Regions from separate parts of the Homo sapiens genome. Here all the other regions are linked to region 7. A link is a loop called in an ENCODE intact Hi-C map of the cell type or tissue named here. Cell type or tissue: heart left ventricle. All regions are shown on one strand. Region 1 overlaps SLC38A9 (solute carrier family 38 member 9). Region 2 overlaps MTREX (Mtr4 exosome RNA helicase). Region 3 holds the start of LOC124900977 (a long non-coding RNA gene). Region 4 overlaps PLPP1 (phospholipid phosphatase 1). Region 5 has its middle 66 kb from the start of PLPP1. Region 6 overlaps SLC38A9 (solute carrier family 38 member 9). Region 7 holds the start of PLPP1 (phospholipid phosphatase 1).

Region 1 (4,000 bases), 160 kb before region 7:
CAGCAGCCTATTCCAAAGTTTATATGGATCAGTAATTTCACTTCTAAGCATTAATTCACATTGTCAAAAATTGTATGTGTACAAGGTTGTGTAATGCAGTATTTTTTATAGTAGTAAAGATTAAAAGCAATCAAAATTTCTTACAGGATTGGATAAATAAGTTGTGGCACATTTATACAATGGAATATTTTTTCCTCTTAAAAAGGAGGTGGCTTTATTACATATCAAAATGGAACAAGTCTTCAACTTATTTTGTTAAGTGAAAAATTGAAGTACAGAGCAGTGTGTATAGTATGCCACCATTTGGGTAAAAATAAATAAATATAATATGTATAAATGAAGTTTTGGGTAGTAAATAGGAAACTGTAAGATGGTTGCCCCCTCAGAGGGAAACTGAGTGCTTTAGGCGGGATGGTGTGGCAGATACTGTTAGGTAGACACCCAACAATTAATCAGCAACCCTACCTATTCCTTAATGTCAACAGAATCCTTATTTTTTTGAGTCACAATGGGTCTTCATCCAAGAGATGAAAGATGGTTGGTTTAAGCTAATCTTGATAATCCTATTTTCATTCGCACATACTTAAGTTTTTAGTCTTTCTTAAAACTAGAGGTGGAAATGTGAAATTTATCACATGAGAAATTTATCATTGTCATTTATAGTGGCCATCAGAAAAGATAATGAAATAAGACTTTTGATTCTTACTTATATAATCCAATGTCAGTAAATATAAGCACTAATGAATGCTGACTTGAATGCTCAGGGTTTTCTTGAAAATTCTAAATTCTGTGATAAATAATTGACCACTGTGACAACAGAATGTAAGTCATTAAAGTGCATTCCATTACAGTAAGTTGGCAGGAGTTCAAACAGTTCTCTGTAAATTTGTTTAACTGCGTAGATTAAATGGCAATATATTTTCTATAATGAAACTTGTTGAAATGAGAGGGAATCAGCTATTTACAATCATGGCATAACTACCTAGGTAAGCATGTTTTAAGAAAGGCAAATATAGAGACTTAGCAGTACTAAATGCTAATTTGCTTGTGGAATAATTTGTTTAGGAAAACAAACTATTTAATGAGAAAAAATGTAAGTACCTTCAAACATTGTTATTTCTGTTAAAATATGGATTACTTCACATTACATATATAAATAAAACTCATCTACACTGTGGGAAAATTATCTTCCATTTGAAGAACCAGATTAGGACAACTATTTCCAAAACTGTAGTCATTTTAGAGTTACCTTATGACTTTGGCAATATCTTCAATAGTACCTGTATAATATAAGTGAATGTTTCTTCAAAAATCTATTTACTTTTTAAAATTAGGGTTAATTTAGCCTCAACCCAGCTTTGTAAAACGATGGATTTGAAGTGTTGTTTATGCTTTTTTTCTAATACGCATTGCATTAAATACCAACTAGTTTAAATAGCATTTATTCTTGTGCTACTTACAATCATCTTACATATTACCATACTTTGAGAAACTGTCTTTGGCTGTCAGAGTATGTCAAGTATATATTTAGATTACTTATCCTCAGTTTAGCTTGTGGTTTTCTATCTCTTCCACTAGGTGGCAATAAAAATCACATAATTTTAATAACTGCTTTGGACTGAAAGTATGATGGTTCGCTTATCCTTTTAGTGGAACTGGGGTCTAACTAAACTTAGGTGGAGGAAGGAGCTTGTTGTTATAGGGGAATAATATATGTCAAGTCATTTGGGGGGCTTTTTCAAACTATGCAGGCCTACTTTTTATTCTGCATACCCCTCCCCCACCAGTTTTCCCCCTGATTTGGGGGTGGAATAAGGAATGTGAGTGGAGGGACAGAAAGGTTTAGAAGTCTCCTATCTTGATATATGTGCTACATTCCATTAGCAAGTACCAGTCTAAGAGGTTACTTTCCTGTTTTTCTCAGACTTTCTGGTAGCCAAAGATAGAACCTGATTTTCAGTATTGCTTGATGTTGCTGCATATTCAGGATTGCTGCTATTCTCGGACTATGCCCTGGGGAAGTTGCCCATCCAGCTAGCCTACAAACAGATTGTGAAATAGTTAATTTGTTTTTGAGCTTCTCTTGTTTTTCAGTCTTTCTCTATCTCTGTTTCCTCTTCTTCCATTTTCCCCAGGGCCTAGGGATTTCATATCCTTCTCTGTATGCCCAGTATTACCCAGGGCAGGAATTCACTCAGACTTAACCCCTTAGGCAATTCTTTGTAAACCATATTTTTCTTCTGCCCCTTATTCACCAGTACTTATCTGTCCTATTCCCTCCAGGGCTCTGTTGTCAGCTTGGTATTATAATGGAAAACAATTGGATATGTCAGAGACTTAGTCTATTACATTTCCATGGCTATTTGCATTTTAACATGGAGAATCCGGTAAATATGAAGTCCTAACCAAAAGTTTCAAGATTTTTCTAACTGAGAACATTTCAGGTGCTCTGATAAGCCAAGTGGGGTACAGGCAGCATTCCTACTGCCCTTCAAACAACCTAGGTATGCTGTGGCACTCTTTTTTATAATGTCCTCTAGCGTGCACATCTGTAAATTGGTCTTTCTGTTTTACCTGTCACTAATACTGTCACTATAGAGCAGCCTAAGTTGACTCTTTTTGGTACTTAAGGTCTTAGGAGAGAGGAAGAAGGAAAAATATATAAGGACAAAGAATTTGAGAGAATAAAAGGATTCTGATGGGATTGTAAATAAGGTCGCAGTCTAACAAGTTTATATTTAGATTTAAGACATCTCTAACTCCACATCTCAGATTGTCCTCTTAGCACTTTACAAAAAGTTCCTTTGGGGAATCTAGTACAATGATATTTACTAAGGCAAAGTGAAGAGTTTATCTATTAATAGGTAACAGTAGATAGATCCTGGCCCAGTGACAGTGATTGGAAGTAATTGAGGCTTGATGGTTTCATAGCTGGGATTATACAGATGTTCAACAAAAGACAGAAAAGTAGTTTTCCCAGGAGGGGTGGTTTCCAGAGTTGTATAAATTATATTTTGAGGAACTTGACATCAGTGTTAAACAGATGGACTAGGACCTTGGTCATTAATCAGTGGCTAGTGCGGATGGCCAACTTGCTAATTGTATTACTTTTATACCCTTCTCCATCCTCTTTCCCTTCCATTCTCTCACACTTGGGCCTCCCTCTCTTCTCTCCAACTTTCCACTGTTACTTTTCCTCAAAGGAACTGTCTTTTTGCTAAACACTTGAAGAGTGTTTAGCAAATCCTGGCCTTAGAGTCAGAGATGCCTTAAATCTAAATACAGGCAAGGCACAGTGGCTTACACCTGTAATCCCAGCACTTTGGGAGGCTGAGGGAGGTGTATTGCTTGAGGCCGGGAGTTTGAGACCAGCCTGGGCAACATAGCGAGATATATGCAAAACTTAGCAAATTTCTACAAAAGCAAAAAAAATCTAAATACAAACTTTGTTAGACTGGGATCTTATTTCTAGTCCCATTAGAATCCTTTTATTCTTACAAATTCATTGTCCTTATATATTTTTCTTTCTTCCTCTCTTTTCAAATAGTTTTGTTTGCTTAATTGCCCTTTTGTATCCATAATTGCTTGCCTGAGTGGCTTCTTTCTTTCCTAGATCAATCTGTTCTAATTGATTTTACTATTTGTTTACTTGCCTGGAAGCTAGTTTTGCTTTATCATCTTTTCTTCCTGTCTCATTATTATTATGATGCTTCTCCACTTATTTTGGGGTGTTCCTGATAAACCCATCATAAGCCAAAAATATCCTAAGTTGAAAATGCATTTAATACCCAGATAAAACCATCATAAAGTCAAAAAATCATAAGTTGAACTGCTGTAAGTTGGGGACTGTATTAGAGAAGCCTGAAGAAAGAGGGAGCCTCGTTGGGTTTGACTGGTACTCGTTAGGGCCAAATCAAAAGTGTGGGTTTTTTGGAGGAAATAATATGAAGGGTTGGGCTAGCATTGTTCTCTGTCTGCTCAATATTGTAACACATCCAAG
Region 2 (4,000 bases), 120 kb after region 7:
AACAGACACACTGTACTGTGTGCTACAGCTTTGATTACAGTATTTTTCCAATCATAAAACATGTGTAGGCCAGCTGCAGTGGCTCATGCCTGTAATCTCAACACCTTGGGAGGCTGAAGCAGGTGGATCACTTGAGCCCAGGAGTTTGAGACCAGCCTAGGCTTCATGGTAAAATCATATCTCTACAAAAATTAACAAAAATTAGCTGGGCATGGTGGTACATGCTTGTGGTCCCAGCTACTCTGGAGGCTGAGGTGGAAGGATCACTTAAGCCCGGGAGATGGAGGGTGCAGTGAGCCAAGATCACGCCACTGCACTCCAGCCTGGGTGACAGAGCCAGACCCTGTTGCAAAAAATAAAAAACAACCACATACAATAACGAGATGAGGAAGGAATGGCTATTCTTGAAATGGAAGCACTATGTAACACTGTAAAAACAAAAGAGAGAAATACTATCCTAAGAAAATGAAGGTTCTCATTTTTTGCTACTTAAATCAAAAAATAGTTTTAAGGGCGAATACATAGTATATCCCAATTTTTAGAAAGGTTTAAGCTCATCTACTGGCTCACACACAAGAAAAACATAAAAATTATGCAGATGTTAGATCTAATTTCAAGTTAGAGCTAAAAAACTGGATTTCTCAAATTTTCAAACTGAAATTTCAAGCAAACTGTGATGTAGAAATAGCCCCTGAGTAACTGAAAGAGGACAGAACAGACTTCAGGAATGCTGGTATGCTGTGGAAAAAGTCAACTCATAGGTGGCATCTAGTATGAGCTACAAACCATCTTCAATTTGGCAGTTTAGGATTTATCTTCCATACTGTGATAACTTCTACTTAGGTAGAAAGAACAGAAAAAATAATCCATAAAGACAATTTTATATGAATTCCTAGATTTAAAAAAAAATATACTCATCTGACAGGCCAGGTCTACTGCCCTTGCTTTTTACTTTTCTTTTTTTCTTTTTTTTTTTTTGAGATGGTGTCTCGCTCTGTCACCCAGGCTGGAGTGCAGTGGCACAATCTCAGCTCACTGCAAGCTCTGCCTCCCAGGTTCACGCCATTCTCCTGCCTCAGCCTCCCGAGTAGCTGGGACTACAGGCTCCTGCCACCACACCCAGCTAATTTTTTGTATTTTTTGTAGAGACGGGGTTTCACCGTGTTAGCCAGGATGGTCTCGATTTCCTGACCTCCTGATCCGCCCGCCTCGGCCTCCCAAAGTGTTGGGATTACCGGCGTAAGCCACCGTGCCTGGCCTGCTTTTTACTTTTCTAAAAAAAATAAAAAATAAAAATAAAAATAAAAAAATAAAAAAAAGCTACTCTCTGCCATGTACCACTATTGTTTTATGTCATTGTGTTCTGACTTTTCAGAGAAGCAGATATTATACAAATATGAGTATTGTATTATCAAGTCTTATTATTAGGCATTGAACAGTTACTAGTTTCATCCTTATGTTCCAAAAAGATGTCAGACTGAAGACTGGTGGTGCTCTATGTGATCGCCCTAGTGCTGCTGAAACACAATTGTCATACACCAACCTGTGCTCCTGTTTTAAGCAATTTTCATCAGTGAGTACGCAACATCCCTCTTCTCACTGACTCGGCTAAACACCATTAACTAATTAGAGATGTTGCTAAACATCATCTAGGATTAAGACCTGTTTAGTATTACTCCAAGCATGACTTTTCTGTGGATGGAGATGGTATAGTCTAGTGTAGGGTTTAAGAAATTTTCAGGTGATCCAAAATTTAAGGATAAGGTGGTATGGTGCTTAACTGAACTTACATGTAGTTACAGAGACCAGAGTTTAAATCATCGTGCCCTCACATCACCTTGGCCAAACTGTTTACCATAGTCTCCTTGTGCAAAGTGGAGATAATATCTACCCTGAATTGCTATTTGGTGATTACATGTAAATTATACAGAGCTCTTAGCACAGTGTTTGGCATATAGTACTTACTGGGCAATGACTTTCCCAGTAACAGAATACAGAATTCAAAGGATGCTTTGGGACTGTTTGACTAAATGATCATTTAGAGGAGGCTGAGAAGTTTATAAACCTTAGAAAAAATATGTAAGATACAACACCATAATTTAAAAATGTGCTATAAACTTTAACATTAAAAACCTTAAAACCCATAAAGTTCAATGTAGTAAAGGCCCTCAGTTTAAGTTTTTAATATTCTGTTGCAGAGAAGTTTAACCTATGCATCATAAAAATAACTGATTCATAAAATCAGTAATCTATTACTTCTTTAATAATATCAGTTGAAAGGCCTATAATATTTGGCATGTTAAACATGTAATTTTTCTCAAACTAAACCTATAAGCAATAGTAGCAGTTCTTATTATAATCTCTATACAGAACAAACTCATTTATTTTCATTTTTAGGAAAGTTCAATGTAAATTATCTCATTCAGTAAATACAACTGGCCATTTATAAACACACAAACCAATCTTTTCCTACTGAATGCAGCATTTTAAAATATGGTTTCGTTTAAACAGTCTACTTATTTTTTTGCTTCTTATTATTCACTTATTCCTTATATTTCTTTTGCCTTAATTTTTTCATTTAAAATTTCTCTTCAGTTGAGTAACAATTATTCTTCAGTCTCTTAAAATCCTGCTCATTAAATTTAATCTGATTCATGCTGCAATAACAGTCTGACTAAAGCCAAGTCAATTACATATGCAATGACTGATCATTTTCAGCTCTGCTATTTTTAGTGGAATTATATAGCTCACCAGGAGAACAAAAGTGAAAAGGAAAAATACCCACATAAATATGACTTCTTAGGGTCATCTGCTTGTGACTGTAGAAACTCATAGAATTACAACTGCACAGAATTATACAGTTTAAAATAGTTTCTAAAGGACTTTCTAATGAACAGACTATGCTTATTAAATAATACAAAGAATTTGTGGAGAATATTTTTTAATCTATATAATAGGGAGAAGATTTCATTTAGTTACCAAATATTAAAAATACATATTATACTTGTTTAATTAAAACAATACCATCCTAACTGTATTTCTTATACTGTAAATATATATGTGTAAAATTTAACCATACCTTCAAAGACATCTGTCATTTTGCAGATATGGGCAAATGTAGCTCCAGTTGCCCAGGTATATACTACATCCATTAAGTGAGGTTTAAATGAGCTTAGATAAGTTTCCTCATCAATTTCCAATTTGGCTTCTGCTGAAACTTTTGCAATTCTTTTAGCACATTCCTTTAAAGATAAAAGAGTTAAAATTCCTTACTTATGATCTCCCATATCACTTTATTCTTTAGGTTTCCAAGCCAGTATTCCAGGAGGTCCCTTTTTCTTCCTAGGTATTATGTCTGCAATGTGGACATTCTGCTCCTAAGTAGGCACAGTGCCTGTTCCATTGCTAAGTGATTAAACGGCCAATCTTTCCCATTATGTTGAGGTAGTTAACTAAGAAAAATGTATCAAGAGCATGCTTTTCAGCCAGTGATACCTTTTCAACAAAGAAACAGAACTCTTCATTAAAATTATTCAAGAGCAGCATTTAACTAATCTCTAATTATTTCATTACAAAACAGATTTAGAGAAATACAAATCCTAGAGCAAAATACATTTTTCCACAACAATGCTTAAAAATGTACATATCTTCATATTGTTTTCCTCTAAGTTGAGAAACTTCATTCTTCTTTACTTGGCAATCTAAAAGGCCAAAAACTCCTAGGCCTATGAAGACTTTGCTGGTTCTAGAAATTTAAATTTCTTAGTGATTTTAAGGCATGTTACATGTTCCACTGAACTGGCCTTTTAATTTTAATCAGAATTTTTTGAATTATTATTTTAAAAATATTTTAACTTTTATTTTAGGCTCAGGGGTTCATGTACAGGTTTCTTATCTAGGTAAACTTGTGACTCAGGGGTTTGGTATATAGATTATTTAGTCAGCTGAGTACTAAGTATAATATGCCACAGGTTTTTTTTTTCTTTTTTCTTCCTCAACC
Region 3 (4,000 bases), 130 kb after region 7:
CATTCCAGCCTGGGTGACAGAGCTAGACCTTGTCTCAAAATAAATAAATAAATAAATAAATAAATAAATAAATAAATAAATAAATAAAAATATTGTTCATGCACTAGTTATTATGTCTGAGAATTTACTTAGGGTCTGAGACTTTGCTTATATAATCAATCTCACCATTATCACTTTGACTACAGTGCTTTTTGTCCCTTTGTGTTTATCTTCTGATTTGAGTAATAACTGCAAAATATCTTCACTTATTTTTCTTCTTGGGTGGAAAATGAAAAATTCTGAATTTGCAACTGTGTTCAATTCAAGCTAAAAAAGAAACACTACAAAGATGATGTTTCTAGACTTCTATAATCAGGGTTCAATTGACCCATACAATAACTGTACTGTATTATTAAAAAAGTAAACTTTGCCTTTATTTTTTGCAAAGTCTTTAAAAAAGAATAAAGCCATGAACTATTATAATCTTTACTAACAGTTAAAATATTTATAAATAAAAGTCAAAAACTAAATTTGGGTCTCTAGTGTTAAGCTTAAGAGTTAAGTCAAGCAAAGAGTGCAACAATACAAACGAGGAAAGACTATTTCAAGAAGCTACAGTCTAACATTGGGGGCAGACAAGTAAGGTGATAATCACAGAACAGTGGTTTAACAGAGTGCTCTAATAATTGATTTATACAAGTGTTATGAGGAAAAAAAGGTGAGGAGCCTAAAACCAGATTGAAGAAGTTCAGAGCAAGTTTCGAAGTTCTTTGCAAAAATATGCAAGAATCGCAGGATATGGGGTGGGGGTGAAAGGTCATATGAAGCAAAAGGAAAAGCATGTGTGGGGTGTGGCAACAGACTGCTGGAGAGGGAGAGTAACAATATACTAAATTATGGAATCTATTCTAAAAGCAATAAGGAATCACTGAGGGACTTTTACCAAATAGAATGGCACAAAGGGGCTGGGTGCTGGGTGAAGTGGCTCACACCTGTAATCCCAGCAATTTGGGTGGTAAGGTGGGCGGACTGCTTAATTACAGGAGTTCAAGACCAGCCTGGGCAACATAGCAAGACCCTATCTCTACAGAAACTTAAAAAAGAAATTAGCCAGGCTTGATGGCACACACTTACAGTCCCAGGTTCTTGGGAGACTGAGGCAGGAAGATCACTTGAGCCTGGCAAGTTGAGGCTGCGGTGAGCCGAGATTGCACCACTGCACCCCAGCCTGGGCAACAGAGCAAAATCCCATCTCAAGAAGGAAAGAGGAACGACATACCAGATTTGTGCTTTGGGTTTTGAAAACTCAAGAAGGGAGGCAACGAATAATCAGGAGGGCAACTGCAGTAATTGAGGCCAAAAATAATGAGGGATACACATTAGCCAGTGGCAATGTTTAAAAAGGCAAAATGGGTGAGAGAAGGAGTCTAGGATGATGCCCCAGTTTTTGCAAATTTGGGGGAAAGTTAACAAACTTTGATATAATATTGTTATTACTATAAATGAAAAATGTATCTTGGAATAAAATCAATTTCCATTCTTTCAACACAAAATCTAGTTGTAGATATCTAAAGGAAATTAATTTCTATATTAATTGTAAAACAGGTAATTATTAGAAGGAAATAATCCCAATAACATTAGCATATAAATCAGTAGACCAGTACTGCAGTTTAGATTTAATCCTGGATATGTTATTAATTAAAATCCAATAGCACATTATCCTGTGATAACAACTAACTAGGGCTGGGTAGTCACTGCCCCCTTTTGGTGGCTAAGAGTTGTCCTGTTCACCACAGTCTCCTGGTTCTATGAAGACATCTGAGTCTGTAACATCTGGACAGATGAACGATATAATTACATTTTTACCAAGAAAGTCTGAAATCATTTACAAGGCCTGTAATTCTCTAGTCCTGTCCATCCTGGCCATGCTGAGTACATAAAAAACTGTTTCAAAAGTGTCTTTTATATATTCACTGAGAATTATGATCATCACTATATGGACAAAACAAGATATATCTTCAGACTGGATATTGCTTGAGCTACCAGTTTATGACTTTCCAGTTAAGGAGGACAGAGGCAAGCTGGCTCCTAAGGCAGGAGACATTCCTCGTGGTGGGAAATAACGAACACATTTTTTAGAACAGTATCATAAATTGTATTTTCTAAAGATGGCCACAACAGCATCTCCTATACCACATTCTTCTAGAATTGCACTGATCTATAAAGACTGCCATGTGCATACGTGGAAATTTCAATTTCAATTAAAATGATATAAATTATAAAATTCAGTTCCTTTGTCTAAGCACACATCAAATGCTAAATAGTGGCTACTATACTGAACAGTGTAGACACAGAACAATCCAATTATCACAGAAAGCCATACTGAACAATAGCCACTTCCCCATCAAGAGTTGGAATCTAATTATCCCCCACTTGAATCCAGGAGGGTTTATGACTCACCTGTAATCAAGAGAATGTGGTGGAAATGATGGTGTATGATAACAAAGCTAGGTTACAAAAGGTAAAGCTAGGTCAGAAAAGGCAACCTTAGCCAGCTAGAAGACTCACACTGGAGCCTTCAGCTACCATGTAAGCATCCTGAGGCTGCTGCCATACTGTGAAGAAGCCCAAACCAGCCCACATGGAGAGACCACATGGAGAAGCTCTAACAGAGAGAGAGAGGTCCTAACATTCCCCAGCCGCTCCGGACTCCTACTGTTTCAGCTTAACCACCTGTCTGACGGCAATCCTGGGGGACAGAGCCAGAACCATCCAAATGAGCTCTTCCTGAATTTCTGACCCATAAAAACAATAAGAGGATAAAGTCACTGTTGATGTTGTAAATAATTTAGTTTTGAGGTCATTTGTGACAAAAGATTACTGAAACAGAAAATAATATAACCAGTTTTAATCTGTGGCTTATAATAAGTTCTGTTGTAAAATCCTATTATTAGCCCAAAATCTCATTACAATTTGCTATGCACGTAACAAGATAATGGTTACTAGGCTAAGTTTCAAGGTGGGAAAATGTTAATAATTTTTAAAAAGTATACAAAATTATATATAAGCTAAGATTATGTAAAAATCCCACAAGGCATTAAAAAAAGTCAAAGGAAATACATACAAATGCTAGGAGCGCTTGTGTTAATTACTGAGATCTAAGATTTTTCTAATTTCTCAATTTCATGGTTCAAAACTGTATTTAGTGTGGAAGATATTGTACAAACTTTATATTTTTAAGAAAGCTCTTTTTTCCTAAAGATAATGGTTATTTTTAAAATCACTTAAAACTGCGAGGCGGAGTTGCAGTGAGCTGAGATTGCGCCAGTGCACTCCAGCCTGGGCAACAGTGAGACTCCATCTCAAAAAAAATAAACAAAAATTAAAATTAAAAATGAAAAAAAAAATGAACTTTCTAGAACAATAACCAGATTTTACCTGCTTATCTCACAAGCCACTCGTCCTTTCATCTCTATTACATCAGAAGAAGTAGCAAATCCCAACCTTCTTAAAACACGTTTGCGACATTTGAGTTCATCCATTTGTAGGACTGTTCTTGCTTTCTTCAGTTCTCGCTTTGCAGATTTAATATCTATTGCAATCTAAAGCACATGAAAGTATAAAGAAAGTTCAATAATAAAGTGAACAATGTACAAGGAGATTTATTCATGAAATCAAACAAAAAATATTTTTAAAGAACATCTTACAGTATACTTCTGGGTTAAAGCTTCAGTGCTGGGGAGACTGGGGAAACTGGAGCTTCTTAGATACATTCCCGGAACATTACACAAGAGTAATGATGTATCTGTAAAGTTATTAAATACTACCTAAAATATTAAGTACATGGAAAATACAAAATGTCCATTTGAAAAATTTGAGGCAGAGCAAGCAGATGTTAGAAAGTGTAAAAAGCTTGAGACAGAGAACAGAGGCCGGGCGCAATGGCTCACACCTGTAATCCCAGCACTTTGGGAGGCTGAGGTGGGTGGATCACGAGGTTCCTGGCCAACATGGTGAAACT
Region 4 (4,000 bases), 91 kb after region 7:
TAGAATCCCATTCATAGTGATTTATGTAGTCAAAATCAGTTTACTTAATAATTGAAGCTGGCTTATTGTTCAGTAGACCACCCCTCAGAGTCAGTGAAAACAGCAGCATTTCAAAATACATTTTTCTCTCCGTAAATTTTCTTCCTGAGAAGATTTTCGTAAGATTTGGTTGGAAAGCTGGCTCACATTGTTACTGTACTGTACTTGCCTTCATCAGAGAGGCTATAATGAAGTGAGATGATAGTCTAGGATTGGTTAAAATCTAGAATTGGTTAAAGTCTAAGGGCAGGGTTCTTAGGCCAGGGCCATAGTCTTAAACATTTCAGTGAAGTCACTATGATGAAAACAAACTGCATTTGGGGCCGGGCGCGGTGGCTCACGCTTGTAATCCTAGCACTTTGGGAGGCCGAGGGCGACGGATCACATGAGGTCAGGAGTTCCAGACCAGCATGGCCAATGTGGCGAAACCTCGTCTCTACTAAAAATACAAACATTAGCTGGCACAGTGGTGCAAGCCTGTAATCCCTGCTATTAGGGAGGCTGAGGCAGGAGAATCGCTTGAACCCGGGAGGCGGAGGTTGCAGTGAGCCAAGATTGCACCACTGCACTCCAGTCTGGGCAATACAGTGAGACTCTGTCTCAAAAAAAAAAAAAAAGCATTTGGGCTACTCCTTGGGATTTATTAAACCACCCATACAGATATTTAGTCTATTTGTGAATTCTGGTCATAATAAGATATCCTTAAGAGCTGTATCTACTAAAGACTCCGATAAAGAGTTAGATTTATATGGAATATGAATGCTTTGAATTTCCATTGTTTTGTGCTTTATTCTGTTTGCTTAATAGAAATAAAAGACCATATTATGATCTGTTTGTTAAATTACTATGGATAAAGACATAGACACTGAGATTGAATAGAATTACCCCTTTGTTTTTAATCCCTGTCTGTCAAAGTCATAGCCAGACTTCTTCACAAATTCTATACTGAATAAAATATCTGTTTTTGTATTCAGTGTAAAAAATGGAAACCAACAAATGAAATCATTCTATGGCTGATTCAGAGCTGTTTAAAACTATTACCTAAATTAGTTTGCAGTTCATGATTTTATAGCACAGTGTAAAGGATTTAGTGAGACCTCACTTGCTTGGCTTTGAGAATATTTCTGTGATTATGGATATGTTGGCTTGGTGGGCTTTGACAATCCTTGAAATTGGCTTTTATTAACTTGTAGGCTCTTCAATAAAACATTGAAACTATAAAATATGCAGAGCTGTGCTCTAATTATCTGATTTAAAATTACTATTCGTATTGATCCATTCTGTGTGGTCAAATAGCAAGGTTAAAAAGTGATTTATTTTTCTTCCTTTACGTAGACTAAACCCAGAATAATTATTGGGTTTAATTACATAATTCCTGGTTGGCACAGGAATTTACAGAATTCTCTTTCTTAGGCATGTATCTGATTACAAAAAGACAATCAAAATTCTTGGTAGAATCATATATATGTGTGTGTGTGTGTGTGTGTGTATATATATATATATATATATTTTTTTTTTTTTTTTAAGTAATCCTTTCTTTCCCACCCACTGGCAGCTGCCAAACATACACACGTGACTTTCCAGTATGTGTGTGAGGAGGTTTCTCTCCTGTCTGAATTCAGGGAACCAACGTCTCCCTTAAATTCCTTTTGAACAAGGCAGAGTGTAATAAGTAAATTACTTAAGAGCCGGTCCCTCTTGTTTTTGTTCTTATTCTTACGTAGGGAAAAGTGGTTGGGAGATGCATTCTAGTTATTTGCATGAGCATCTTTTCGTGGCATACTTTCACTGTGCCTGATGTGCTTGCCTCTTCTGCATCAGTGGCTCATTCTGTATAAGCAAATCTTAGATCTTTAATGTTAGCTCTATTTTTCTTTTCTCAGAAGTGCCACAAAATTAAGTTTTGTAAGCATTCTGTCATTTTTAGGTGGGGAAGATGATACTTAGATGTTTATAGACTCTAATATTGAAAGAAACAAAAGCACTGAATTTGGTGGGAAATGTAAGGCAAGATGTGTGCCCATTTAAAACACCAAATTTTTTTTTTTTTGAGATGGCGTCTCCCTCTGTCACCCAGGCTGGAGTGCAGTGGTGCGATCTCGGCCCACTGCAGCCTCTGCCTCCCAGGTTCAAGCAATTCTTCTGCCTCAGCCTCCCGAGTAGCTGGGACTACAGGCACACGCCACCACGCCCGGCTAATTTTTGTGTTTTTAGTAGAGATGGGGTTTCACCATGTTGGCCAGGATGGTCTCGATCTCCTGACCTCGTGATCCGCCCGCCTTGGCCTCCTGAAGTGCTGGGATTACAGGACTGAGCCACTGCGCTGGGCCAAAATACTAAAATATTAATATGGATGGAAAAAAGCAATCAACTTCTGAGTGTTCCCAAGGAGGTATGACATTATTCAGGGACTAATCCTGCAAGTGGAAAATAAAACTTAAATCATGGTCACATAAGTGTGTATGTAATAAAGTCAAGGCAATTTGTGCCAGTTATGACTTGTCAAGTATCATTCTTCTGACATCTTAGAATTGCTTGGCAAGTTTATTTTCATGACACATTACCCATCCTGAAGGTTTCAATAAAATGATACTGTATAGAGATCTGACCTCAGATCCTTCTTGCACTCTTTAATGTTCATGTCCTAATTGTCCCCCTGCCGTACCCTTCTAATTTCTCAAAGTAGAGGGAGGCAGTTGTGTACACTCTGAAACTAAGGAGCAGATTTATGAAATCAACAATACTTTTGGCTCCTAAGAGAGAAAAGTAACATTTGTCTTCTTTTTCTTCCAGGTTGTCCTTCTATTCAGGCCACTCTTCGTTTTCCATGTACTGCATGCTGTTTGTGGCAGTAAGTACTTTGTGTCTGTTGACGGTTAGGTTATGTGCTGCATGGAATTAATGTGCTCAGCATCAGTGTCCTCACCTGTCCTAATAAATTAGCCAGTAGCAAAAGGTGAAACAGATGATCTGCAAATCTGTAAGTTTCATACTGAGAAGTAGTTGATGTGTGCCCTTACTTTGGGACGTTTCCTGAAGTGGTTTTCTGGAACACAGCTTCTGTGTAATCACAGCAGGTAACTAATCTGAAGGACTGGGACAACAGGCTGCTGTTGCTTGTTAACCTCCTCCCTAACTGGGAGCCACTCTCCTCATCTGCTCAGTGTGGGCGAACAGCAGCAGAGCTTCTTTCCTTCTGGGCTCTGCTGTGGTGAGGAGTTGGGTTTTGATCATTGTTAAGTGAAGGCAGCTGTCCTTGTTCCTATTTGAGCAGATTTTGTTTTCCTCCCATTTTCTAAAACATTCCCAGAGTGCTCTGCAAGGGACCAGAAAGGTTTCAACTGCTGGGAAAGGCAGTTGCCACTTCTGGAGCCTGTCATCTATACAACTTCCAGGTCCAGTTCTGATGCCAACCTGTAGAGCAGCAGCATAGCAATTTGCATTTGCATCATACAAAGCTGGCAGTGAGGCCTTACGAAGATTTGCACCCACATTTTGCATTATCAAACTAGAGATGAATATGTAGTTTTTTGAGAGTAACTAATGCAAGACCAGGCTTCAGGACACATTCAAGGGATTTTTAAAGGTCAATTTTACTTGATTTTTATTTTTTTATAATGTTCTCTTTACATATAAAGTATTAATAAAACACTATATATTTGGGTGTATTAATATGTCCTGCATTATCATTATTTAGGGGGAACAGAGAGGAGGGTTAGAAAATCTGTACCCTAATAGATCAGCTATAATTTTTGTCTTAATTTTCTTTATAAGGGGATTTTTATACAGTTGTGTTCTGTGTAAATTTGTCATTTCCTGTGTTTTTCCCTTTGATCACATTAAGTGCCGTATGATAATTTAATGCTTAGACTTAAAATGCACAATATGTAACATTAAGGGTAAACTAATGGGAATTAGTCTCAGAGATAATTTAAAATGTTTTACTAGAATCTTGCTTTTA
Region 5 (4,000 bases), 67 kb before region 7:
GAGCAGTTTTTGATAGAGTTCATCATTAGCAGGGGCCTCAAAACAGAACATTGCAAATCATGTCAGTTTCAGAATGATTTTTTTTTTTTGGCTTGCTGATGGCAAACTGCAATGTGAATTTCTGCAAGAGCACAGTGCCATGTCATAAATCATTAGTCTGGCTTCAGAGTCTCTTGCTATTTTCCCTACATGGAGGACAGATGCTTTTTTGTTGAATCAGGACCATAATTTGCATCTGGTAGGACAATGGATCATATTCTCTTCTGTCCACACACAGAGCCGCATTGACAACAGCAAGAGTTGCTCAGAGATAGAGGCAAAGTTTGGCTCAGCCAGTGCTAAATTCAGCTTGATTTTTAAAAGTAAATGACCCAGTTAAAATCCAGTGAAGAGCAAAGCACATAGTGGATTTGGAAGTTTCCTTTGAAATTTCCAGCTCAGTGTATGAAGTAACTCCAGACTCTAATGAGCCTCTCCGACTGCAAGCAACTAAGACCCAAAATGATTGTCTGTATCAGATCCAGGGCTTTCTGTGACAGCAGACAATTTATTGTTATGCTTTACACCCTGGTTTTCCATCTGTGATTGATGTGTGCTCTTCCGCTTTCAAAAGACTTTTCTAATAGTCACGTTTCTTCCAACTGACCCTGCAAGATGAGTCAAAATTTCCATACTTAGGAATCCCAGCTACTTAGGAAGCTGAGGCAGAAGAATCTCTGTAACCTGAAAGGCGGAGGTTGCAGTGAGCTGCGATCACACCACTGCACACCAGCCTGGGCGACAGAGCGAGACTCCGTCTCAAAAATAAATAAATAAATAAATAAGGAGATGGTTATACAATTGCATTCTTCTCAACTTAAAAGCCTCTCTCTGAGCTGGATGCGGCCATTCACGCCTGTAATCCCAGCACTTTGGGAGGCTGAGGCGGGTGGATTGCCTGAGGTCAGGAGTTCGAGACCAGCCTGCCCAACATAGTGAAACCCCATCTCTACTAGAAATACAAAAAATTATCTGGGCATGGTGGCACGCAACTGTAATCCCAGCTACTAGGGAGGCTGAGGCAGGAGAATCGCTTGAACCCGGGAGATGGAGGTTGCAGTGTGCCAAGATCGTGCCATTGCACTCCAGCCTGGGCAACAAGAGTGAAACTCCATCTCAAAAAAAAAAAAAAAGCCTCTCTCTTTGGCTTGTAGATGGCCATCTTCGTGTTCATATGATGCTCTCTCTGTCTGCATGTCTCTGTGGCCAAGTTTCCCCTTCTTATAAAGACAGCAGTCATATTGGATTAGGGCCCACCCCAGTCACCTCATTTTAACTTGATTACATCTATAAAGACCTATCTCCAGATAAGGTCACATTCTGAGGCACTGGATATTGGACTTTAATATATGAATTTTGGGGAGACACAGTTCAGCCACAACACCAGGCAACCTCTCTGGCTTTGGTTTCTTCATCTTTAGAGGGGAATGTTGGCCTTATTGCTCCTTCAGGGCTCTTTCAATCCCAGTGTTCCAAGATTTGCTCAGCCCTTTTGAAGCTGCCAAGCCTGTCCCTGCTATCCCCAGGGTTATAAATATAAGAATTTTCCCTCCCCGGGCCTGCCAACCAGTCCTGGAGGGTGGGAAATGAACAGAGAAATGCTGCGAGGGTGGAGTTTTCCTTTAACCTTTTGTCACTTGCATGAGTGCTGTAATCGGACAAACATTCAGGGCGTGGTGAACTGGGGTTCCTGACATCCTAAAGCAAATAAGCAAATGACATTTGTTCTTTTCCAAGTCCCGAGGTTTTATGTGCTCCAACTATAGATGACAAAATAGTTCCAGGAGAGCTGCAGTGTTTTGTTCTCCCTGCCAATTCATTAGCAACAGAACCGTTGCCGGGCTCTAATCCAGCCCGGCTGACAGCAGTTCCCCAGTAAAGGAAGGACAGAACTGGAGCTGTCTGTGCAGCCAACAGGGATCAGGAGTGCTCAGATGTACTGACACGTTGGCAAAAAAAAAAAAAAAAAAAAAAGAATTAAAGAAAGAAAAGAAACTTACAAAAGTTTATTGAACTGAGAAGTTCACCCGGTTTCTTCAAGGAACTCAGACAGGAAGGTAGGAAGGAGGGGCCCCCGGCATGGTGATAACACAAATTAGGGGCTGGCCAGCATCATCTTTGGTGAAAATTTAGAAAAATTGGGATTTTCTTACCTATAAATAAAAACTGTTGGTTTTAGAAACCTAAACTAAGAGTATGTGTGCAAAAGGAAATCTATATAAGGAAGCAGGGCTGGACTGTAGTTACAGGAGGCCCAGGAACAGCCCACTTCCTTTCTTTGTGCCTTTTTAAATCATCTCTAAATGTGGAGATGGTAATACAATTGCACTCTTCTCGACTTAAAAATACTTTTCTTCTAAATCACCTGACACATCTTTTTTTGCCCCTGCATGGTGCTCATAGCCAGTAAGAGATCTTTCAGAGCCTCTTTATCAGTCTAGTAGATCTTGCTGGAAGCCGCCAGCACTCCAGATGCTGAATGCAGTCAGACTACAGCTCAAGCACTGACCCTGACCATCCTCCTGGTCTTAAGAATGTGCCAAACCTTTATGTTCGAGCTGCTTTATTAGGAACTTCTTGAGCTTTCTTTCCATGCAATTTCTCCATTCCTACTTTAAACTTTTCCACCCAGCTTTTATGATAATAATGAGCGAGGCTTGGATGCTGCTTTATGGCTTTTGAAAAGCCTGGATAGTATATGAGTGTGTCCATATCTTACTTTTTGTTTCTACCATGTGCAGCAGTGCGGGGGAAGTAAAAAAGCCATTCTTGTGGCCCCCTCCCGGCTTCCTGGAAGCTGCAGTGTGCCTGATGGGACAGGCATGTTCCTGGCTACACTGTAGCTGAGCAAAAGGTCTCTGCATACAGAAGACCAGGAGACCATAAGTTCACCATCAAAGAAAAGTCTGCAGCTGGTAGGTTGAGCCTGAATAATAATACATGCCACAACTCACTGCTGTTCAACTCATTCCTCAGCTGGGTTCACTGACTTGTGTACCTCAAAATGCTATGTTTTGCTGTCTCTTCCCGTCTATACTCTGAGATACTAACTCTTGAATCCTCCCAGTTAAATAGGAGTCTTGGATACTAAACCTGGCCATTTAGAAATCACATCCATTTATTTGTTCCTGTAGTCATTAATTCATTCAGAAGCAAGGATTGGATGTCTCCCATCTACCAAGCACAGGACTCAGCCATAGGGATGCACAGAATAACAGGAAAGGCTTTTCCTGCCTCAGAGGAACTCCTGGCCAATGGTCTCCTCTGACGCATGAAGGCTTCTGGACTTGGATTTTCATTTTGAGTTTTTGAACTTGTAGTACCCATGCGTCCTTTTCAAGGAAGAACTTGACTTCCTTGCTAACGCAGAGCATAGATGTCTGCCAAATCCCTGTACTCAACCAGACTTCCAGTTCTGATTTCTCCTAGTCCTTCCTGTTCCTATTCCTGAAGCCCAGCACAATAGCCTGAAGTGTCCACTTGAGTTTGGAAGCTCTGTCCCCATGGGAAGGGTCATACACTAGAGCCTTTGGGGCTGAGGAGCCTCTAAGACATGGCTTCTTTGGAGTCTCTGTCTTGTTTGTTTTCTCTTGGATCCACCCTAAGCATGACCACCACTGGACTACGATAGAATTTGAAGAGCCCAGTATATGTGAGAGGTCATTTGCAACAAATGAAAATGGGGGCCAAAGGGCAAGGTTTAGTTGTCAGAGTGGTATCTGGTGGCAGCAACCCTGCCAGGTCCCCTGGGAGCCCAGGTCTGCCCAGCACAAGTTCCTCAGCCATCCTTGCTGCTTTGCCTTCTGCCAGGCTGGGAAGAGGAAGGGGATGGTTACTGTGCCGTGAAGAGAAAGGCAAGTGGGCATTGGCCATAGCCTGTGCTTAAGAGGCAGTCGCACCTATCGAGTATTCCTGCCCAAAATGCTTAACCTGAATCAAATTGTGACGAGATAATCAGATG
Region 6 (4,000 bases), 100 kb before region 7:
CGCCCGCCTCGGCCTCCCAAAGTGTTGGGATTACAGGCGTGAACCACCGCGCCTGGCCATCATTTCTATTCTTTTGTCGTATCTTACCAAAAAAAGGGGATTAGGGAGCTGAAGACCATCCAACTAGTTTATCACCAGAATATGTAGTCCCTATAACCCTCCTGGTTGTGTGGATTGACCTCTTGATATTTCCTCATTGTATTTGAATCAGAACCTCTAAGTGCTTCTTTTGTTTGGTTTTGTTTTGTCTGTGTTTAGTTGTATTACCCTGCTTTGTTCTTTAAAACGATTTGAAATACCTCATATTGTGATTTGTTATTTACTTTTTCCTTCTTCATATGAATCTGTGGTTTACTTGGCTATATACCAGGAGAAGTTATGTAAATGTTTGGGGTCAGTCTGTGTGGTCAGTTTCTGTCATTTTTGTTAGTAAATGCTCCACTGAATAGTATTTTCACTATGAACGGTACGTGGAACAAATAATAAACCATGTCTGACAAACAGAATGTGTTCCCAAACCTACTTCTGGGCCTGTTGTAGATCCAGTTTTCATTCTGACTTGGCATTCTACCTGTCTTTAGTTTTCTACCGTCAACCCTGCCAGCCATTTCTTATTCACAAGACAGAGTCAGTTACCTTATTAATGTATAGGCTTCTTGACATAATTACCAGCTTATATTGTCGCTTGTGTCTCTTTTTAAATATATTTTTTACTTTGAGCCTCGTTTTCTAAATAATAGCTTTTTTCTATCCTGTTCCATTAAATGGGCTTTCAAGGCTATTCCATTAAATAGGCTATATCTTTAGGCCTAATGGCTTGTGTTTGAGCCAGAGAATAGCAAAGCCCACATATGTGTATACTGTTCATAAGTGGCATGTTTCCCAGTGTCATGCTAAACCTCAGCTGCTTTTATAATAAAAGCATAATTTCTGTTCATTGGAGTATTCAGATGAAAACACATATGCAGCTCCTGAGCCACTTTTACTTAAGGTATGTTGGAGTACTGTGAAATAAAACTTTTCTGATTTTAGTATCTCAAAATGGAAGCATCCCTGTATGTGTTCTGTTGTATAGTTGTTACTCATAACTTGTTACCTCTCTTTTTTTTTATTATTATTGTTTATTAACTATGACACAATTGCACTGGAGACTGGTCAGCTCCCCATCATAGTAGCTAAGGACCTGCAATTTGGAACTAAAAAGATCTTGATTTGAATATTGGTTTCACCAGATACTCACTTTGCAGCCACAAACGAGTTTTGTAACCTTGCTGCACTTAGTTTACATCTGTAAAATGAAGAAAATGACAGTATCTACATTATAAGGTTGCAATGAGGATTAAATGAGATGACACTTGTAATGTGCTTAGCAATATAGCCTGGCACCTACAAGCACTTAATAAAGCCAGTGTGGCTATTATTCTTTATCTACATTTACCAAGTTCCTCCTATGTACCAGGCGTGGTCCTGGGTATTGGGGATACAAAGAAGAAAAAGACGTGGTCTCTCTCCTCAGAATCCCAGAGTCTTGTGGTACAGACACATTTGAAGAAAAAATACCAACATGATGCAAGAACTATTAACCTTGGCTATTTTAGGGATGTCAAGGGACATTTTATTTCCACTTGAAATTCTTTATATCATGCACATGGTTTACTTTTATAATAAAAATTAATGACTGTCACAATACAGTAGAATAGTTGCTGAATTTGAGATAAGTATATAGTGCCGTGAGAACAGAGAAGCGGAAGGGAAAAGTCTTGTTGGAAGCTGTGCACCATAGCCTTTGCATCTTAATCAGATTTCCCCCTAGGTATGCTATGGTACACTTCTTTGCAAGATGTCAGACCAAAATAACGTGGTGATCAGGTAGTAGATAAGCTGAAAACTGTCTATGGGATGGTGGCTGTCCCACTTTACAGAGAGCTGTCTCAGGCCCAGCTGCTTTGCCTCCCAAGATTTTTTTACAAGGCTACCTCTGTTCTTGAGTGGCATTGAGTAGGTTGAGTGTAGAATGACTTTCAGCCATCATAATGGGAAACTACTACTTTTGACAAAAAAGTAGATTTGGCCTGGTTCATTGCTGTTCATCCCACACAAGATCATGAGGCAACCCTAGGGGTGACTGAACTCTGGCCTCCCGTCAGACCTAGAGCTTCATGAACTAAAGAGGAATGATTTTGAAACTGTGCCCGGTCATCCTCTTCCTCATTCCTAAGCAATTAGACGCATTTTGAGAGGGCTGGAACCAATCTGCATAAGCCTTTAGCTCCATGGGCTTATCCACCATCTAATTTAGGGTTTAAAACCCTTAACTTACTTTCAAGCTGATTGTCAATTTAGACCTGACCTTAAGATTTCTCATAACTTGTTACTTGCTTTTTAACTGAATTTGTCAACATTCAAGTTTATAAAACTCTACTACGTTAGCTAGCCCATTTAAGGAAGAAAGTAATCCAAAAAGTCAGAAATGTTCCCTAATACCAAATGTCCAGTTTTTTTATTGTGCTATCAAATGTTTTTAAGTTTATTTTTTTCTAATTTGTTTCCTTAGCTTTCAGAGTAATTTTTGTTTAAAATGAAAAATGAATAGGCTTGTTGCCATAATTTAATTGTGCTGAATTGTTTGGCCATAACTTCAGTGGTGATGAAGACCAGATTTTTGAGCTGGGGAATCTGTTCTGTTTGGATCTGACAGCTGGCTACATTAAATATCTTGGAGCTTTTTACTTTGCATGGATATGGGAGGTTGGGAGGGTGGGAACCGCAATAGAAGAAAGCAGTCCGCTTTATTTAATGTTCTGCATTTGTTTGCTGATTCCAGTAACATTGTGCAGCTGTTTGAACAGCTGCCTTTTGATTTCCTTTTGTTTACTGTTTAGATTTATTAAGCTTGTCTTTAATACTGCTTGTTGTCTGTTCTTTAACTAGCTTTCTTTCTTTATTAAATATATTTTAGTATGTTCTGCTCTGCTGTGGTCTAGGCATGTTTTAATAATATAAGTTAATTTACCAAAGGACGAATTTTTAAAATGTTGCAGACCATACTGAAGTGGCTATGCTTACTTTCTTGTTGTCCCTTAGCTTTATTATTGTAGTTAAATATTTTGTAATTTGGCAACTAAATTATCTTTTGAAATTAAGTCAGAATTTCAGTCATGTTAAACCACTATGTTAACTTCTAAGTCTGCCAACAGGTAGCTTAGTCTACATACTTCAGAGTACTTTTTTAAAAAAAATTGCCAGACTAATTGTAAAGTGTGTGGATTTTGTTTTAACTACTTTCTGTGAACAAATTGAATATCTAGAAGTATATACACACATGTACAAGGTAAAAAGACAAATTTTATATTTATTTGTTAGTCTCCTTAGCCTATTAAGGTAGACTTACTACAAGGTTCTTCAGTATTATGGGACTTTTGTTCTGTATTTACAGGTGAGGGACTTGTGCATTGCTTATATGCTGGTGACATTAACTTATCTCTATATTGGAGTCCTGGTTTTTGCTTCATTTCCTTCACCACCATTATCCAAAGATTGTATTGAGCAGGTAAGGCACCGTGTACCCTCTCTGTGTGATTGTGTACACTTTCATGTATTTATAGTAGGTAGGGTGATACAGTGGCAAGATATAACATCAGATAGGCCTGGGTTTTAATACCATCTCTGCTATCTACTCCAAGTATGGGAATTTAGGCACCTTCCCTTTTCTTTCTGAGCTTTATTTTTCTTTTCCATTAAATAGTATAATAAGTACCCCCATTTGATTTTTAGATGGACTCTGAGATAATGTACTACATGCCAGGCACCTTGTGGTACTCAAATAAATGTCTACTATTATGTACATATATTTCTCTTTTTGTGGGGAACTGGTACAAGTAGTTCTCATGTAGTTATAAAACCACAGAGAATACATTGAAGGAACTCCCTATTTTTAAAAGCCTGTATCAGGAATGCCCTGGATAAACTAGAGTCTTTGTTTATCAGACTCTAATGATTA
Region 7 (4,000 bases):
TTTACATATTAGGAAACTGAGATTACTAAATGTGGGCTAGGGTCCTCCTGGGTATGGGGCAGGGGGAGTGCTTGCTGCTGTTAAAGAAAATTATCCTGACACTTGTCAAACACATGAATAATTTATTCAAGATTATTACAATAAGGGTCATGACTATTGGAACAGGAGAGAGAAATTGAGCTCAACTCAGAATACAGCAAAGACAGCAGGGGATTTATAGCCAAGGAACAGGCACCGTGTCTGTGAGGGAGGTGACGGTGGATGGAAAATTACTAAGAGGAGACATCAAGGGTAGAGGGATTCTGGCTAAAGGCAGGTCAAGGGCTTCTACAACAAAGGTGTAATATAAGGAATCTAATCCGATATTAAATATCAAGAATTCAACGGTGATCAGGTATCGAGGATGGATGATTTAGCATGCTTCTTGCTAACATTTGGGCTCAGCCAGGACACAGGGAGGTCAACGTTGAGGCCTAAGTGAGAAAGGGCTCAGAGGTACCAAACTAAAGGAGAGCGTCTCTGTTCCTGCCTACTCTGACCTCTTTTCCCCCCTTAAACTCAGTGGTAACAATCTGACCTGTTTATTACCTCATCCCCATGGAAGGGGTGGGGAGTGGCAGGCAGCCGGTGCTCTAGGATCGTTGGGTAGGGAGCCTAGCTCTCTGAAAGCAGCAATGCCTAGTGGGGGTACCGAGGCCGAGTTCGGAGACCACCTGAGCAATTGCGGTCCAGAGCAAAGCCCCCTGGATCGGAACGGGAGCCGCCCCCACGCCCCGCCCGGCTGCCGAGAGCCGCACTTCTGGGCGGATGCCGCAGGTCGGGAGGGATGAGGCCGACGGCGCTGATTGGCTGACCGCCGCGGCCTGGGGTTTCCCTGGCCCCGCCCCTGCTGCACTCCCCCCGCCCGCGAACCCGCGCGCTGCCCGGTCCTGCGCTGCTCAGCGGGAGGGGCTGGACCCCGCGTTCCTCCTCCCTGCCGGTCCCCATCCTTAAAGCGAGAGTCTGGACGCCCCGCCTGTGGGAGAGAGCGCCGGGATCCGGACGGGGAGCAACCGGGGCAGGCCGTGCCGGCTGAGGAGGTCCTGAGGCTACAGAGCTGCCGCGGCTGGCACACGAGCGCCTCGGCACTAACCGAGTGTTCGCGGGGGCTGTGAGGGGAGGGCCCCGGGCGCCATTGCTGGCGGTGGGAGCGCCGCCCGGTCTCAGCCCGCCCTCGGCTGCTCTCCTCCTCCGGCTGGGAGGGGCCGTAGCTCGGGGCCGTCGCCAGCCCCGGCCCGGGCTCGAGAATCAAGGGCCTCGGCCGCCGTCCCGCAGCTCAGTCCATCGCCCTTGCCGGGCAGCCCGGGCAGAGACCATGTTTGACAAGACGCGGCTGCCGTACGTGGCCCTCGATGTGCTCTGCGTGTTGCTGGGTACGTACGCGCCGCCGGGTCCGAGGGGCGTGTGCGGCTGTCCCGGGAGGGCTTTAGCGCAGAGCCGCGACGGGCAGCGGGGGTGTGTTGCCTGACGCGTGCGCAGCTGTGGGGCGACACACGGGGGCGGCTTCTGCAGCCGAGGGACCCCGCTTTGCAGCCTGCACCCCGGCTCCCGCGTGCCCGCCGCTGTCTGTCGCCCGCCGGTGCGATGAGCCCAGCCCTGCTTGGACGCTGTTCACGCCTCTGCGCTCCATACCTTGCTCCTGTCCTCTGTTTGCAGTTCCACTCTAGCAGAGCAGGGTGGGCTCCTCCCCTCTGTACGGTAGAGGAGCCTGGTCACTGGCCCATCTCAGTAGTGAAACTGGAGGTTTGATGCACAGGGGATTCTCAGTAGCAGGCGCCAGTGCCTGATTTATCGTGAGAAGCAGTTTAATATTTCGGCTATAAAAGGCTAGAACTAGTTCCTAATTAGAAGGTGTGCCAGGTTGTAAATTGTCAGGTTGCAAGTAGGGATGAGCACGCCAAGTTTTTGCGTATAGGTCTAAAGAAGTTTTGGGGGTGGGGGAGGATGCGGTACCCCAGACCTGTTTCCTTGTCTGCCCAGACCTTGCCATGGTGTAGCTTTCCATCTCTTGTGACAGTGTCTCAAGGAGCAGTAGACATTCTTTGGCTGCAGCAGATTTCGCATTGTCTTCCTGATTGGAAGAGTTCAGTTATGAGGCTTCTGGTTGCCAGTTACTCCTTTCTTTTGAAGAGAAAGAACTGGAATCATTTGGATAAGGGATGGGCGTTGGAAGGAGTAGTTTTCACTTTTTATGTATTGTATAAGGCAGTTATGCTGTGAACTATTTATATATGATGGAATAAACAAAAACAAAGCAAGAGCTGCTGGAGGTTTGGATAGTCCTACTCATGTTGAAGTAATCAGAATAGTAGTAGTATTGGCAAGTTCTCAGGGTGGGAGATCTGTGGCTTTAGCCACCTGGATGGAAGTCTGCGTAATGGTTTCTCAGTGACAGGAGATTCCCTCGGTTTTAATCCAGTAGTTCCTAGTTATTCCACTCTCCAGTTTCCAACCGGGTCATTTAGGCCCTTGCAATCTTGTGGAATTCTTATAAATTCTGTTACCAGGTTTTGTTGTTGTTGTAAGGAAAAATTCCATTTTGTTATCTTTTTTTTTTTTTTTTGGATACAGTCTCTCTCTGTCACCCAGGCTGGAGTGCAGTGGCGGGATCTCGGCTCACTGCAGCCTCTGCCGCCTGGGTCCAAGTGATTATCCTGTCTTGGCCTCTCTAGTAGCTGGGATTACAGGCACCGCCACCATGCCTGGCTAATTTTTCTGTTTTTAGTAGAGACAGGGTTTCTCCATGTTGGCCAGGCTGGTCTCGAACTCCTGACCTCAGGTGATCCGCCTGTCTCAGCCTCCCAAAGTGTTGGGATTACAGGTGTGAGCCACAGCGCTGGGCCCTAAAACTGCATTTTGTTACCTGTTAATATGAAGCATCTTTGTTGTTTCCCAAGACACTTCCTGTTTAGGTCCACAGTGAGTTTTAGGAATTAAGTTTAGGAAAGTGGAACACAATTTTGGCACATTGTCTTTTTTTTTTTTTTTTTGGAGACGGTCTTGCTCTGTCGCCCAGGCTGGAGTGCAGTGGCGCGATCTTGGCTCACTGCAACCTCCGCTTCCCGGGTTCAAGCAGTTCTCTGCCTCAGCCTCCTGAGTAGCTGGGATTACAAGCACATACCACCATGCCCGGCTAACTTTCGTATTTTTAGTAGAGACGGGGTTTCACCGTCTTGGCCAGGCTGGCCTTGAACTCTTGACCTTGTGATCCACCCGCCTTGGCCTCCCAAAGTGCTGGGATTACAGGCGTCAACCACCGCGCCCAACTGAACACTGTCTTTATAAAAACACAGTCCTTTCAGATGTCGGGACTTATTAATAATTAAATATATTCAAATTTATTTGCAACAAAAAATTACCTTTCATAGAAATGTTACATTAAAAAATATATTTTAACTTATACTTGATGTCATTGGAACTTTGTTAAACTTTGTTTATATTTTAGTGAAAGGAGAGGAAAATGTTCGATCAGAAAAAAATATATTTCTAATATATTGAATATTATCCTATCATTGCCACATATTGTGCACTATCAGAATTACATATCATCTTTGTCTTTTCCTACTGTGGGAGTTCGATCAATTTGTAAAACAACATAAATTTTTTTCTATGGGCCAAACAGTGATTAGAATGGCTGAAACATAATACTGCTCTGAGGTAGCTGAAGCTAATGGTATTAAACACAAAGCCATATGGTAGATCTGCAATTAAAAAAAAAATCACATATAATGGAGGAACTGACATGCAGTACAATTTTATAAATTATGGGTTGTTGTAGCCTGTAGTTTTAACATGATACAAACATCACATAATTATCCTATAAAGGTTAATTTCATTGCTACATTGACCTGACAGTTGCAGGAGTACAATAGCTGTCAATAAGATAAAATTGTGTTTTTGGTGGTTTTGGAGAAAGCTTTGAGGACTTGTTTTAGGAAAAGGCATTTAATCTATTTACAAC

What was found. Hi-C counts contacts between places; a loop is a spot of excess contacts. Peaks named below come from ENCODE experiments on the same cell type or tissue, not always from the same donor. Only the 100,000 strongest peaks of a DNase experiment are listed, where the experiment ranks them.
Region 1: a loop joins it to region 7, with 8 times the contacts of the local background. A loop is called at or near these places in 42 of 110 quality-filtered maps.
Region 2: a loop joins it to region 7, with 3 times the contacts of the local background. A loop is called at or near these places in 31 of 110 quality-filtered maps.
Region 3: it touches region 7 in a loop (2.8-fold over the local background); 21 of 110 quality-filtered maps call a loop at or near these places.
Region 4: it touches region 7 in a loop (2.8-fold over the local background); 30 of 110 quality-filtered maps call a loop at or near these places.
Region 5: it touches region 7 in a loop (12-fold over the local background); 53 of 110 quality-filtered maps call a loop at or near these places.
Region 6: a loop joins it to region 7, with 2.5 times the contacts of the local background. A loop is called at or near these places in 6 of 110 quality-filtered maps.

The regions. Positions count from the first base shown.
Region 1 is chr5:55,689,576-55,693,575 of GRCh38, reverse strand. All of the region lies in intron 3 of SLC38A9 (solute carrier family 38 member 9), which reads left to right. Among named protein-coding and RNA genes, the nearest start is that of SLC38A9, 21 kb to the left of the region's middle. In heart left ventricle, a CTCF peak has its summit at 1,561 (motif pointing right); no DNase peak of the experiment used is centred here; H3K4me3 peaks cover 419 bases; H3K27ac peaks cover 752 bases.
Region 2 is chr5:55,415,212-55,419,211 of GRCh38, reverse strand. It overlaps MTREX (Mtr4 exosome RNA helicase), which reads right to left. Exons shown (of 27, transcript NM_015360.5): 25 at 3,080-3,242. Among named protein-coding and RNA genes, the nearest start is that of MIR5687, 92 kb to the left of the region's middle. In heart left ventricle, no CTCF peak of the experiment used is centred here; no DNase peak of the experiment used is centred here.
Region 3 is chr5:55,405,006-55,409,005 of GRCh38, reverse strand. MTREX (Mtr4 exosome RNA helicase) reads right to left here. Exons shown (of 27, transcript NM_015360.5): 22 at 3,418-3,581. LOC124900977 (a long non-coding RNA gene) reads right to left here and starts at 3,975. Exons shown (of 2, transcript XR_007058772.1): 1 at 3,932-3,975; 2 at 3,622-3,784. In heart left ventricle, a CTCF peak has its summit at 1,741 (motif pointing left); no DNase peak of the experiment used is centred here.
Region 4 is chr5:55,440,741-55,444,740 of GRCh38, reverse strand. PLPP1 (phospholipid phosphatase 1) reads left to right here. Exons shown (of 6, transcript NM_003711.4): 4 at 2,833-2,890. Among named protein-coding and RNA genes, the nearest start is that of MIR5687, 66 kb to the left of the region's middle. RefSeq lists an enhancer at 2,748-3,286. In heart left ventricle, no CTCF peak of the experiment used is centred here; no DNase peak of the experiment used is centred here; H3K27ac peaks cover 1,251 bases.
Region 5 is chr5:55,599,140-55,603,139 of GRCh38, reverse strand. No RefSeq gene overlaps it. Among named protein-coding and RNA genes, the nearest start is that of PLPP1, 66 kb to the right of the region's middle. In heart left ventricle, no CTCF peak of the experiment used is centred here; DNase peaks (open chromatin) are centred at 1,629 and 1,889; H3K4me3 peaks cover 1,284 bases; H3K27ac peaks cover 4,000 bases.
Region 6 is chr5:55,635,094-55,639,093 of GRCh38, reverse strand. SLC38A9 (solute carrier family 38 member 9) reads left to right here. Exons shown (of 16, transcript NM_173514.4): 13 at 3,437-3,550. Among named protein-coding and RNA genes, the nearest start is that of SLC38A9, 75 kb to the left of the region's middle. In heart left ventricle, no CTCF peak of the experiment used is centred here; no DNase peak of the experiment used is centred here; H3K27ac peaks cover 2,300 bases.
Region 7 is chr5:55,531,984-55,535,983 of GRCh38, reverse strand. PLPP1 (phospholipid phosphatase 1) reads left to right here and starts at 1,020. Exons shown (of 6, transcript NM_003711.4): 1 at 1,020-1,412. The coding sequence starts at 1,355. It also overlaps the pseudogene RNF138P1. RefSeq lists an enhancer at 498-567 and a silencer at 798-1,437. In heart left ventricle, a CTCF peak has its summit at 1,543; DNase peaks (open chromatin) are centred at 913 and 1,143; H3K4me3 peaks cover 3,821 bases; H3K27ac peaks cover 3,219 bases.